2 separate regions of the Homo sapiens genome follow, and region 1 is linked to region 2. Evidence: chromatin contacts called from ENCODE Hi-C or POLR2A ChIA-PET data. All regions are on one chromosome and are shown on one strand. The core of a region is the stretch at or near the end of the contact, and the rest is flanking DNA. Distances in the headings are between cores, read along the strand shown.

What was found. A loop is a pair of places that touch in the nucleus more often than their neighbours do. ChIA-PET counts read pairs that join two places held with the same protein, here RNA polymerase II (POLR2A). Pooled maps may share reads with other maps.
Region 1: a loop to region 2 is called in a pooled map, with 5 times the contacts of the local background. The contact joins the promoter of UBE2L3 here to the promoter of PPM1F-AS1 in region 2. A Hi-C loop is called at or near these places in 9 of 50 pooled maps. POLR2A ChIA-PET finds 5 or more read pairs at or near these places in 2 of 52 experiments (HEK293 and MCF 10A).

What each region holds. Positions count from the first base shown.
Region 1 is chr22:21,566,069-21,572,803 of GRCh38, reverse strand. UBE2L3 (ubiquitin conjugating enzyme E2 L3) reads right to left here and starts at 5,090. Exons shown (of 4, transcript NM_003347.4): 1 at 5,033-5,090. The coding sequence starts at 5,059. RefSeq lists an enhancer at 2,761-2,830 and silencers at 4,637-4,776, 5,027-5,266, 5,909-6,096.
Region 2 is chr22:21,934,336-21,940,733 of GRCh38, reverse strand. It overlaps PPM1F-AS1 (PPM1F antisense RNA 1), which reads right to left and starts at 2,497. Exons shown (of 2, transcript NR_147620.1): 1 at 1,121-2,497. PPM1F (protein phosphatase, Mg2+/Mn2+ dependent 1F) reads left to right here. Exons shown (of 8, transcript NM_014634.4): 3 at 1,054-1,202. RefSeq lists enhancers at 459-1,265, 1,266-2,073, 2,074-2,880 and a silencer at 2,363-2,522.

The DNA of each region.
Region 1 (6,735 bases), core at 3,841-6,340, 370 kb after region 2:
GGAGAGAGTCACAGGAGGAGCTAAGACTCAGATGCCTACAGATCTATGTGCCGTTCCCAAGAAAACTCTGGAAGTGGTTGGAGTCTGGCTCAGGAGGAACGTCTCTGTGGCTCTCTAATGTGCACAGTGTGTGCAGTGTGTGTGCAGTGTGAAGCTGCAAAGAAATGTGGCTCTCACATTTACTGCTGTAGCAAAGAATATAGAAATATCTTAAACGTAATAAATGTTCCAATAAAATGAGAATACTTTCAAGTGTCCTCTTATAATAAAATTTTAAAGCAACAGTCTCCTAATTTAGAGTTTTAACAAGATCAGAAAAGGCCCCAGTACCCTGAGACAAGAGTTTTTGTCTCAGGGTTTTCTTTTTTTTTTTTTTTTTTTGAGACGGAGTCTCGCACTGGAATGCAATGACACAATCTTGGCTCACCGCAACCTCTGCCTCCCGGGTTCAAGCAATTCTCCTGCCTCAGCCTCCCGAGTAGCTGGGATTACAGGCACCCACCACCACGCCCAGCTAATTTTTTGGATTTTTAGTAGAGACGGGGGTTTCACTATGTTGGCCAGGCTGGTCTCGAACTCCTGACCTCATGATCCGCCCACCTCGGCCTCCCAAAGAGCTGGGATTACAGGTGTGAGTCACCACGCCTGGCCTGCCTCAGAGTTTTCTAGTAAATACCTTAAAAGGTCCCAAATGTTGCAATAATTGAGTATACTCCTTCCCATCACCTGTCCCAAACATTTACAAAGAATACCATTAAGGGAGGCTGAAACAGTCCCAACTTACTGGAATGCATGAATTTAGAAAAAAAGACGCAACGTTTTTCTCAATTCACAAAGCCTCAGTGGATTCAGGACATTTACACTGGCATAACATCACATATAAAACTCCCCTCACCTCCTGAAACATGTGACATACTCATTGCTCTATCTCCTTAATCACCCAACCTCAGAATCTAAACCTATACTCAAAAGCAAACTACCTCACTGCTTAATACAACGAAACCCAAGGAATGAACTTTTAGAGGTTCCTCCTACTATGACTATGAACTGGGAGAAAATATAACAATATGAAGTTCTGAGTGAACATTTTTAAATAGCATTAGGCTGGGCGCAGTGGCTCACACCTGTAATCCCAGCACTTCGGGAGGCCTCGGCGGGCAGATCACCTGAGGTTAGGAGTTAGAGACCAGCATGGCAAACATGGTGAAACCTCCTTTCTAATACAAAATTAGCAGGGAGTGGTGGTGCACACCTATAGTATCAGCTACTTGGGAGGCTGAGGCAGGAGAATCGCTTGAACCTGGGAGGCAGAGGTTGTAGTGCACAGAGATCGTGCCATCGCGCTGAAGCCTGGGCAACAAGAGTGAAACTCCTTAACTCAACAGTTATGTCATGATAAGTAATAAGACATTACACACACACCCCTCTAAATCCACAGATTTCCCCTCTGAGAAAAGCCCTTCTGGGAAGCTACTCAACAGGAGGGCCCTTAGGGGAAATGTGTGCAGTGTGAAGCTGCAAAGAAATGATCAGATGGCAATCAGTTGCCTAAGCCACACATAAAGGTTTCACTTTTGGCTTTTGCAGCAATTTCCCCATCCTGATTGAAGCAATGGTTACAATCTGGTTGTAGCCAACAATGCTAAATTAGCTGCTTGCAAATTAAAATGTACTTAATGTTTTATTAACACTGTAATTCCTAAAAAGGCTTCTAAAAGAGGTTAAGCCTCCTGGCAAGTGCTTTTGAAATAAAAGACTTTATCATACTCACTTTGCCTAAAATAACTTCTCAGTGTAGTATATGTAAATCACTCTACTTTTAATAATGTGTTTTACACTATCTGCAGACAGTCCATTGTTACAAAGAAATCTTTGCTGTGGAATGTCCTAGAAAACATTTTTAACAGAAATCTAAAGTTCTTTAAGATGTAATTAATTTGATCATTCAACATTTGCTAGATTGCTATGCCTAAGGCACTGTTCCATGCACTAAGCCCCAACTTTTCACCAACGAAAATCACTTTATTACCACCCTATGTACTGAAAAGACTGTTTATCAACTTGTATCAATAATTTTTCTTCCTTTAAAAGAAAAAAAAAACAGTCTTAAACATTGATTCTCACAGCCAATGATCAGCATTACATAACTGGTGTTCCCCTAGTGAACTGAAAGCCTTTCCATCCTCAACTTAAGAAACAACACACCGCTCCATGCAGCCTTTGAGTAAGAAAGACAGCCTGACAAGAGGCATGGAATTTGGATCCTGGAGCCAGGAAGAGTCAGCGTCTTCTCTCTCCCCACCACGTTCCACAATTCTACCTTAGGTAACTCCCTTAACCTACTTAACCTCACAATGTCCTCATTTATAAAAAATACAAATGACAATACACTAACTTTGAGTGTTGAAAAGATGACTTACGTAAATAACCTAATACTTAATAAATACTCAGTTAATGTTACAATTTTTTTCCAAGGTCTGTTTTTTTTTAGAAACAGAGTAATAATTTTAAAACCATAATAAGTCCCCTCTTAGACCCCTGAGAGCCTGGAGATTCCAAACTGGGTCAACTGGGATAGGCTAGGGGGCTACCAGGATGAATTAGGTCAAGATCCCTGCCCTTCGGGATCTCAGAACCCAGTACAGGAAAGACAAGTCTGTAACACAAAGAGATTGTGACAAGTGCTCAAAGAGAAATATAAAGAAAGCGCTGTGGTCACACAAAGGAGGAAACAACACATTCTGAAGGGGGATGTGGGAGCACGGGCTCACAGAGTAGTTGGCACTGGAGTTGAACCTGGGACTTCTCTGGAAGGGAGAAGTGAGGAGAAGGCAGCTTTTCTTGGGTAGAGCAAACAACACGTGCAAAGGGACATCAGACAGCAAGTAAGAGCAGGAGACTTTGCTTTGGAGAAAGAACCGAATTCGATCACAACTCACTCTCCCTAGCTAGGTAACCCTGGGCAAGCCAAAGAATCTTTTCTCATCGACAAAATGGAAATCACAATGTCTACTTCACAGGAAGGATTAAACATGATCATGCATATAAAGCACGAAGTAAAAGCTGGAAAAATAGTAGCTACTGTGATTAGGTGCAAGAACTGTGGGAAACCAAAGGGCAGGAGGTGAGGCTCAAGGGATTGCTTTCAGCCAGTCTCAGAAAGGTCCTGCATGCCAAGTAAGAGGTTAGGATTAACTGCTGAGGACAATAACACCATAGAGGTTTTTAACAGGAGTGAAAGAATTGAGTTATCTGCTTTAAAAGAACTCTGGTGTCCGTCAGGGGTAGTCTGGGGAGGAGAGCACTTGGGAGGGCACCTGAGAGATGAGGATATAGATTCAGAGTAATTTCAGTAACATTAGAAAGCAAGGCATGCACTCCAGAAATCTTTTTTTTTTTTTTTTTTTTGACATGGAGTCTCACTCTGTCGCCCTGGCTGGAGTGCAGTGGTGCAAACTTGGCTCACTGCAACCTCCACCTGCCGGGTTCAAGCGACTCTTCCACCTCAGCCTCCCGGGTAGCTGAGATTACAGGCAAATGCAACCACGCCCAGCTAATTTTTATATTTTTAGTAGAGACAGGGTTTCACCATGTTGGCCAGGCTGGTCTTGAACTCCTGACCTCAAGTGATCCGCCCGCCTCGGCCTCCCAGGAGTGCTGGGATTACAGGCGTGAGCCATCGCGCCCGGCCTGCACTCCAGAAATCTTTCTAAATTTAAATCCACAAGGGTTAATGGACGACTGCACCTGGGAGTAGGGTAGGAAAGAAAGCCATTAACCGACCCCTTATCTGGTGAATGGTGGTGTCACTAGCTTAAGAGATGAGGAGAGGTCTGAAGTCCTCTGACTGTTCTTTTGTGCCCACTTCCACTCCAGTTTTATAAAGTTAATGTCCTCTCTAGCCCTTAGGGAACAAAAGAAAGGAAACGTTCCCAGGGACGGAGGGAATGCTCAGAGACTGTGGCTCCAAGTTCAATGTCTAGCTCTACCAAGCACTGCTCCGCCTAGAACGAACCCCAGCTCTTTATCTCCCCTCAGGAAACTGGCTCCTGGGCCTTTTTTTAATTTCCGGCCCGTTGCAGGCCGGCAGCACTACCCAGCCGCCGACTCACAGATGCTGGCGGGGTGGGCTACAGAGGACCTTGGCAAATCCACTGGCAAAAGTACTAAGCCAATTTAGCATGTGTTCCTCACCAAAAGGTGCCAATTAGCGAGAAAGCACCCTGCTGCATTCAAGATCCAAAGTACCAAATTATTATTATAAACTTTGGCCCGTTTTGATTCGAACGACTGAAATCAACCGTTATCCCCCCAAAAATGGCACTTTATCAGGGAGGGGAGATCGGGATGACTGAGTGGAGGAGAGGGAAGCAGAACCGCGCCGCGATCGGGGCCGACCTCAGGCCTTCCTGGAGTTGGAACTTACCCGCTGTGTGACTCTGCAGTCACAAGGCGACAGTTTGCTAGGACCCAGCGCAATTCCAAACGACCCACCAACAAACTGACCTAACTTTGGCCGCCTGGCCTCCTTCTCTCTTTCCTAGCCCGAACCTCCCAGACTCCCGAGCTGCGGCCGGGCCAAGCGGAGCTGCAAGCCCGGCGCGCTGCGGCCCAGGGCGGGGCGGTTCCGCGGCGCGGGCTCCGGGCAGGGGCTCCGGCGCTCGGGCCTTCCCCGAAGGCGCCCGGTTTGGAGCCTCCCAACCGGGCTCTCACATTAACGACGCCCTCAGATCGGACCGCGGCCTCCGCGACAGGGGGACGCGGCCAAGCTCCGGGCGGAGAGTGGCGTGAACGCCCCGGGCCGGGCTGAGGGGCCGACAGCGGCTCCCAGCGCGGCCTTGCGCTCCCGCCCAGGCTGCGGCCTAGGCCAGCCCCGTTAGCACCTTGAGCCTGCGCGCGGCCCAGGGAACCGACGAGGCCGTGTAGGGCAGGAAGCCAGACGGCAGCGCCCTGAGAAGCCGCCGCCTGCCTCGGGGATCCGGAGCCTAGGACGCCGCCCCACGCCCGGCCGCTGCCAGAGAATGGCTTTTACCTTCATCAGCCTCCTGCTGGCCGCCATCTTGGATTTGGTGCTGCTCCTTCCCCAGAATGCATCGCGGCCGGCCGGGCGGCTGGAGCCCCCGCACTTCCTGGAGCGGGGGAGGGGCCGCGGGGCGGGGCACAGGAGCAGAGCGGAGCACCTACTGTGTGCTTCCCACTGTGCTGGGGGGCGCGTGGAGGAACGCAAGTGAACCGCACAGACTGGGCCTCAGCGTTTACGGATCGTCCAATCAGATGGCAGTTACAACCAGTGCCTGGCACATAGTAGGAGCATAATAAATACTGATTGCATAAAATAGTTGACCAGGCGCGGGGGCTCACGCCTGTAATCCCAGCACTTTGGGAGACCGAGGCGGGTGGATCACGCGGTCACGAGTTCGAGACCAGCCTGGCCAACGTGGTGAAACTCGGTCTCTACTAAAAATACAAAAAATTAGCCAGGCGTGGTGGCGGGCGCCTGTAATCTCTGCTACTCAGGAGGCTGAGGCAGGAGAATCGCTTGAACCCGGGAGGCAGAGGTTGCAGTGAGCCGAGATCTTGCCACTACACTCCAGCCTGGGTGACAGAGGAAGACTCCGTCTTGGGGGAAAAAAAAAAAGTTGAATAACCAAGGTTACTTCACACTGCCAAGCTCTGTGAAGAAAACTGGGTGATAGGAAAGTGACTGTGGGGACATACTTTGAGAGGTCAAGGAAGCCAAATTGAGGAAATGGCCCTACTAAGTGCCAGACCTCTCTCTAGTGCTTTATTTTCTTTAACCCTTGAAACCATCCTCTGGGATACGTTAGCATTAACATCCTCATTTCACAATAAACAGAAGCACAGAAGAAGCCAGTGACTTGCCCAAGGTCACACGGCCAGCTAGGAGCAGAGCCAGGCTCCTGTCACAGGTGGGCTGCTGGCTCCAAAGCCAATGCTGGGACCTGGAAAATGGGAAGGAACAGCTGGGAGGACTGGAGGAGAATGTTTCAAGCAGAGGAAGCAGCACTGGCGAAGACCATGAGGCTGTCTCAGTGTCCAGAATGGAGTAAAAGGATTATAGGGTGGGAGGGAGGCAGGGGACAGACCATGGAGGGTCTTGTAGAAAGGGGAGGAGTTGGTTTCTATTCCATGTGCTGTGAGAGGTCTTTGATAGATATGAGTATTGACTCCATGGTCAGATGATTTTTTTTTTTTTTGAGACAGAGTCTTGATCTGTCACCCAGGCTGGAGTACAGTGGCACGATAACAGCTCACTGCCGCCTCGACCTCCTAGGCTCAAGGGATCCTCCTGCTTCGCCTCCCAATTAACTGGGACTACAGGCACGTTCCACCACACCCTCCTAAGTTTTTTTTTATTTTTTGTAGAAATGAAGTCTCACTGTCTTGCCCAGGCTGGTCTCAAACTCCTGAGCTCAAGCAGTCCTCCCGCCGCAACCTCCCAAAGTGGTGGGATTACAGGCATGAGCCACCACACCTGGGCTGAGACGCATGTTTTAAAGAGTACTTTGGGGCTTGGCACAGTGGCTGATGCCTGTAATCCCAGCACTTTGGGAGGCTGAGGGGGGTGGATCACTTGAGGTCAGGAGTTTGAGACCACCCTGACCAACATGGTGAAACTCCGTCTCTACTAAAAATACAAAAATTAGCCAGGTGTGGTGGTGGGCGAACGTAATCCCAGCTACTCTGGATGCTGAGGCAGGAGAATCGCTTGAA
Region 2 (6,398 bases), core at 1,248-3,747:
ATCAGCTTCCTGGAGCTGCTGTACAAATGACCACAGACCCAGCAGCTTAAACAACAGAAGTGTGCTTCATGGTGCTGGAGGCTGTCATCTGAGATCAGGATATTGACAGAACTGGCTCCTTCTGGTGGTTTGTGGGCAACCCTTGGCATTCCCTGGCTTGTAGGTTCATCCCCCAGGTCTCTGCCTCATGTTCCCCTGGCATTCTCTCTGTGTGTGTGTGTCTGTGTCCAAATTCCTCCCCCAACCTGTTTTTTTTTTTTGGAGACAGCATCTTGCTCTGTCGCCTAGGCTGGAGTGCAGTGGCACAATCTTGGCTCACTGCAACCTCCACCTCCCAGGTTCAAGCAATTCTTCTGCCTCAGCCTCCTGAGTAGCTGGAACTACAGGCATGCGCCACCACACCCGGCTAATTTTTGTATTTTTAGTAGAGATGAGGTTTTACCATGTTGGCCAGGCTGGTCTCAAACTCCTGACCTCGTGATCTACCTGCCTTGGCCTCCCAAAGTACTGGGATTACAGATGTGAGCCACCGCACCCGGCCCAAATTCCCTTTTTCATAGAGACATCAGTCATTGGAGTAGGGGCCCAGCCTGCTCCAGCATGACGTCATCTTAACTAATTCCATCTGTAATGACCCTGTTTCCAAATGAGCTCCATTCTGAGGTACTGGGGGTTAGGGCCTCAGTGTATGAATTTAGGGGGGACACAATTCAACCCAGAACACTCCCCACCCCCCAGGGTCCCCAGCTGGCATGGGTGATTCCTCTGCCCTCCTGTGGCCAGGAGCCATCATCAGCATGGATGTCAGGCAGTTTACTTGCCCATCAACAGCCCCCTCCCAACTAGCCGCAGGCTCAAGTATGGTCCAGCTCCCCACCAGATGGTTGTGCGTCTGCCTTTGCTGTCCTGTGACCTTCCTGTCCCAGCTCCCTGAGGACAGGGGCCGCCCTGCTGGCCGTGACCCCTCAGCATGTGGGCTGACAGTTGGGGAAGGGGGGCTAGGTGTGGTCTCCTGCTGGGGGCTGCCCCTCACTTCCCCCTCCTCATCCCTAGGAAGGCCCCGCCACCACTTGCTGCTGCTCTGGCCCACGAAGCAGTTTCACAGCTGCTACAGACAGACCTTTCCGAATTCAGGAAGTTGCCCAGGGAGGAAGAAGAAGAGGAGGAGGACGATGACGAGGAGGAAAAGGCCCCTGTGACCTGTGAGTTCTGTTTCTTCTGAGGTGGCCCCAGGGCTGCTTAGCAGGCAACAAAGGGTGACGACATTGTGGGAAGCCCATTGATTGGGGTCCCTAAGGGTGCTGGGGCCCTCGCTCACAACGGCAGCAGAATCAAGGAGCAGAGAAGGCTTGCGGCCCCAGTGAGGTGGAGGGTGGCGGTCACAGCCCTCCACAGGTCATATAGTTCCCAGTCAGCCCACGAGGCAGGGGTGGGTGGTGCAGACACCCTCCTGTGTCCTGTCTGACTGAAGTTCCAGAACAGCCCAGGAAATTAAAGATGCTTATCCCGTTTCACAGAGGATCTCACAGGTGATCGATCTCTGGTCATGCAGCCAGGTTCAAGTGCCCTCAGTGTTGTAACTCAGTTAACATGCGCCCGGGCAGGCGAAGTCAGGGTTGGCCAGGTGGCATGCCAGCAGGTCTCGGGGCAGCAGCGTGGTCCCCTCAACGCTCGGGCCCCCTGCCTCAGCTGCCCCCAAGTCAGGATTCTGTTGGGTGGAGACGCTCTACGGTGTCCATGAGCCCCATGGTTAGATGCTGGTGGAAGCTTGTCTGTCAGCCTGCTCCTGGGACAGCCATAAGCATGGTGTGGCCAGGGGAACCCAGAAATGGAGAGGGCTGCAGATCCATTTCACAGAGGATATAATCATTAAAAAGCAGGGCTTTTATTTCATGTGACTTTCTTTCATTCTCCTAGTAATTTCATTTTATTATATTTCGCCAAAGTGTTGGTTGATGTTAGACCAGAAATACAGGGCGTAAGAATCGCAGGCTGCAGCAGGGGTGCCACAAGGGGGTAGCAACGTCCCACCCAGCTGAATAGTTGTCCCTGGACAGGCCAGCAGGCAGCAGAGTTGCAGTGGATTTTCCCTTCCTTGCCATTTCCTGTCGGCCATTTCCTTTCCCTTCCTTTGCCATTTCCTTTCCTTTCCCTGTTGTTCTAAATTCGGCATTACTAGTGCATGCGTGCATCCGGGGAAAAGGAACAAGGTGGGAGAAGAGAGAGAAAGCGAATACCCGAGGCCGCCAGCATCAGTGGGTGCCCGCGCTCTCCTCCTCGCTCTCGTCCTCTGCCCTCCGCCCTGGCTCCCTGCCCGCATTCCCTGGGAGCGCAGCCTTGCCTTAGCCTGGGAGACAGCTGTCCACAGTGACAGGCGGCCATTGTTCTCGGCCGAGCCAGCAGGCTTCCGGCCGGTGGCAGCTGCTGCTCCTCCGCTCTGCGGCCCCACCAAGGGGGCGCCGCCACCGCCCAGGCCCTCCCCGCCTGATGGGTCTCTGTCCGTCCACGCGGGAGACAGCGCCACCTGCCGGTGAGAAGGAGCGTTGCTGCGCCGGCACCAGCCCAGTCCTACGCTCGGGGCTCCTGCAGGCCTGGGAAGGAGGGAGGGCGCAGCTAGAAGGAAGTCTCGCCTGCCCTTGCTTCCCCGTCTGTCAGAGTGCCTCGCATGCAGGCCTGCCTAGCGGCCTTGATCATGCTCTCCCTGTCACGGAAGTAGAATGTAGTCAAGTTTTTGGACTCCAAGCCATTCTTACAAAATTGCGTCAGAGTGGGGATTGTATTATAAGAATTGCCACTGAAGAGCAGCGAGTGGCTGAAACCTCTGTGTGGCTGCCAGTCAGCCCCTCCCCGGTGACTGGATCAGCGAAGAATCCAGAAGCGAGGTTGCGGGGCTGCAGCCCTTGGCATGGGGAGTCCGTGGGCTGGGCAGCACTGCCTCAGCCGCTGGCCTTTCCTGAGCAGAGTCTAGGCTAAGCGGCTGTTGGAAATAGCAGTAGCACCCGGGGCGAGACCGTGAGCCACAGCGGCGGCCGGAGTCTCCCCCAGCCCGAGCTCAGGCCTGGTAAGCACCAGGAGCCCACAGTTTCCAGAGGGAGTGAGGAGGAGTCCATGGCATTTAGGGGCAGTTTTCTGGGCACAGTGGCCCTCAGACGAGAGGAAGAGGAGGCAGCGCTACAAGGACTGGCAGGACGAGGGGGGTTTCCTGCTGGTTTGCAGGGGATCCACTGGCCAAACTTGTGTGGAGCTGCCTTCCCTGAGCTGGGCCTGCCTGAATGAGTTCTCAGGCCCCTCCTTCACCCATAGCCTTGCCAGTCCCCAGTTCTTGCCAAATGCTTGAATAGGCCCCTGTGTTGGCCATGGCGGCAGCAGCTGGCTCTGGATGCCCCCACCCCTGCCTTGATGCATGGATTCCCAAGAACCTGTCTTTCTGTGACCTCCTGCGTGCATAAGCCCTCGCGTTCATGGTTCTTCCTCGGTGGCCCCCTCTGGCCTCAGCCCTTCTCCTTTTCTTCCACAGCCTCCGCCTTTAGGCAGGAGCTCTTTCCTCCTCTCAGTTCCCCATGTCCTTTGGGTGTGGCCTGTGACACTCAACTCCTGCCCTCGGCTGACTGGCCCTGATTCACCATGCTTGCCACATGCACCTGGGCTGGCAGGAGTTCCAGGAGAGTTTGTGCATTGAAGTGACATGAGTCCCTGAAGCCAGAGCCCCCATGGTTTCCTTTGGGCCTGTTACTGGTTGATCTTTTCTTGAGAAGCCAAGCTTAGGTAGGATTTGGGTATTTTTTCTTTTCAAATGAGTATTGTGGCTTATATTATTTGTTGCTACATAACAAATTGCCCCAAATGTAGTGGCTTAAAACAACAGACATTTATTCTCCCAGTTTCTGTGGGTCTGGAATCTGGGAGCAGCTTAGCTGGTTCTGGTCCAGGGTCTCTTACTGGGTTGTGGTGACATGGTTGCTGGCTGGGCTGGAGGGCCTGCTTCCACGGTGGTTTCAACACACGGCCACTGACAGGAGGCCCTGGTCCCGTCCCATGTGGACTCTCCGTGGCGCTGCTTGAGCATCCTCACAGCTCAGATTGAGCGATGAGAGGGAGGGAGGAAGAGAGTGAGAATACACAAGGCGGGAGGCGCAGGGCCTCTTTGTTTCGTAACACCTGAAGCACACGCAGTCACTGCCACTCTTCATCAGAAGCAGCCAGCTCCCACACTCAGCAGTGGGAAGTGAGCTCCACCTCGCAAAAGGGGAAGTCAAAGAATTTGTGGACATGCTTTAAAGCCACTGTCACACGAGACTAACACTTGTAATGAAAAACTGGGGAAGTATTAAGAAAGTGTACTTCAGGAAAAAGCTGTCCGTGGAACTGCCACGTGCAGGCCCACTCTGACACCTTGGTTGTGTGCTGTTCCCGCCTTTTTTTTTTTCTGGCCCTGGTGGTTTTTCATGGACTTGTAGTTAAACTGCATATGTAATTTTCCTTCTTTTTTCACTTAGTATCATGACAGAAGCATTTTACATGCTTATAAACTCTATTAAAATCCATTTTTTAGTTTTCTGTTTTAAGAGACCAGGTCTCCCTCTGTCACCCAGACTGGAATGCAGTGGTGTAATCGGAGATCGCCGTAACCTCGACGTCCTTGGCTCAAGGGATCCTCCTGCCCCAGCCTCCCGAATAGCTGGGAGTAGATATACCACCACACACAGCTAATTTTTTTTGGTTTGGTGTTGTTCATTTGCGACTGAGTTTCGCTCTGTTGTCCAGGCTGGAGTGTAGTGGCTCAATCTTGGCTCACTGCAACCTCTGCCTCCCGGATTCAAGCAATTTTCCTGCCTCAGCCTCCCAAGTAGCTGGGACTACATGTGCATGCCAGCACGCCCAGCTAATTTTTGTATTTTTAGTAGAGACGGGGTTTCACTTTGTTGGTCAGGGTGGTCTCGAACTCCGGACCTCAAGTGATCTGCCTGCCTTTACCTCTCAAAGCGCGGGACTACAGGCATGAGCCATGGCGCCCAGCCTGTTTGTTTTTAAGAGACAAGGTCTCTTTATGTTATCCAGGCTGGTCTTGAACTCCTGACCTCAAGCAGTCCTCCCACCTCAGCCTCTCAAAGTGCTGGGATTACAGGCATGAGCCACTATGCCTGGGCTAGTTTTTTTTAATTAAACTTTTTGTTTTGAGATAATCATAGCTGCACATGCAGTTGTAATAAATAATACAAAGAGATTCCATGTATACTTTACCCAGTTTCCTCCAATGGTAACATTTTGCAAAACTATAATAAAATATCACCACCAGGATCCTAACATGGTCAAAATACAGAGCAGTTCCATCACCAGGATCCCTCCTGTCACCCTTTTAAGGCCACCCTTATACCCCCACCCCTACAGACCCCATCCCTAACCACTGGCAACTACTAATCTTCTCGGCTTCTACCATTTTATTATTTCAAGAACACATATAAATGGAAGCATATGATGTGTAACTTTAGGGGACTGGTTTAATTCTCTGGAGATTAGCCCAGGTTGTTTGATGCATCAGGAGTTCATTCTTTGCCATTCTTGAGTGGTATTCAAAGGTATGGGTCGACCACGGTTTGTTTAACCATTTCCACGTTGAAGGACATCTAGGCTGACTCCAGATTTTGGCTGTTCCAGATAAAGCTGCTATGAACATTTGTGTTCATGTGTTCAAGCTTTTATGTGAACAGCCTTCATTGTTCTGGGATAAGTCCACAGGAGTGCCACGGTGGGGTCGTATGGGAGTTGCATATTTCGTTATGAAAATCATATTTAATAGCAGCTTAATTCTTCATCAAGAGACTAGATCTTTTTTTTTTTTTTTTTTTTTTGAGACAGAGTCTTGCTCTGTCGCCCAGACTGGAGCATAATGGCATGATCTCGGCTCACTGCAACCTCCGCCTCCCAGGTTCAAGCGATTCTCCTGCCTCAGCCTCCCGAGTAGCTGGGATTACAGGCGCCCGCCACCATGCCTGGCTAATTTGTGTATTTTTAGTAGAGACGGGGTTTCACCATGTTGGCTAGGCTGGTCTCGAACTCCTGACCTCGGGTGATCCGCCCACCTCGGCCTCCCAAAGTGCTGGGATTACAGGCGTGAGCCACTGCGCCTGGCCGAGACTAGATCATAATTTAAGTATTATTCCTTTGTCATTGGATATATAGTATTTCTAATTAATGGGCAATTATAAGTGATTCTGTACTTTGTCTTTAAAATTATTTTTGTGTTTCTGATGATTTCTTCAGGGTGGGTTCCCATGAGTAGAGTTGCTCCATGGTGGGATGGGAGACTTCAAGGGGCAAGTTGCCAAACTAGACATTTCTAATTCTGGTAACAGGCTGCCATGTGCGCGTTATTGAGTTGATGTGCTCACAATGCCCCG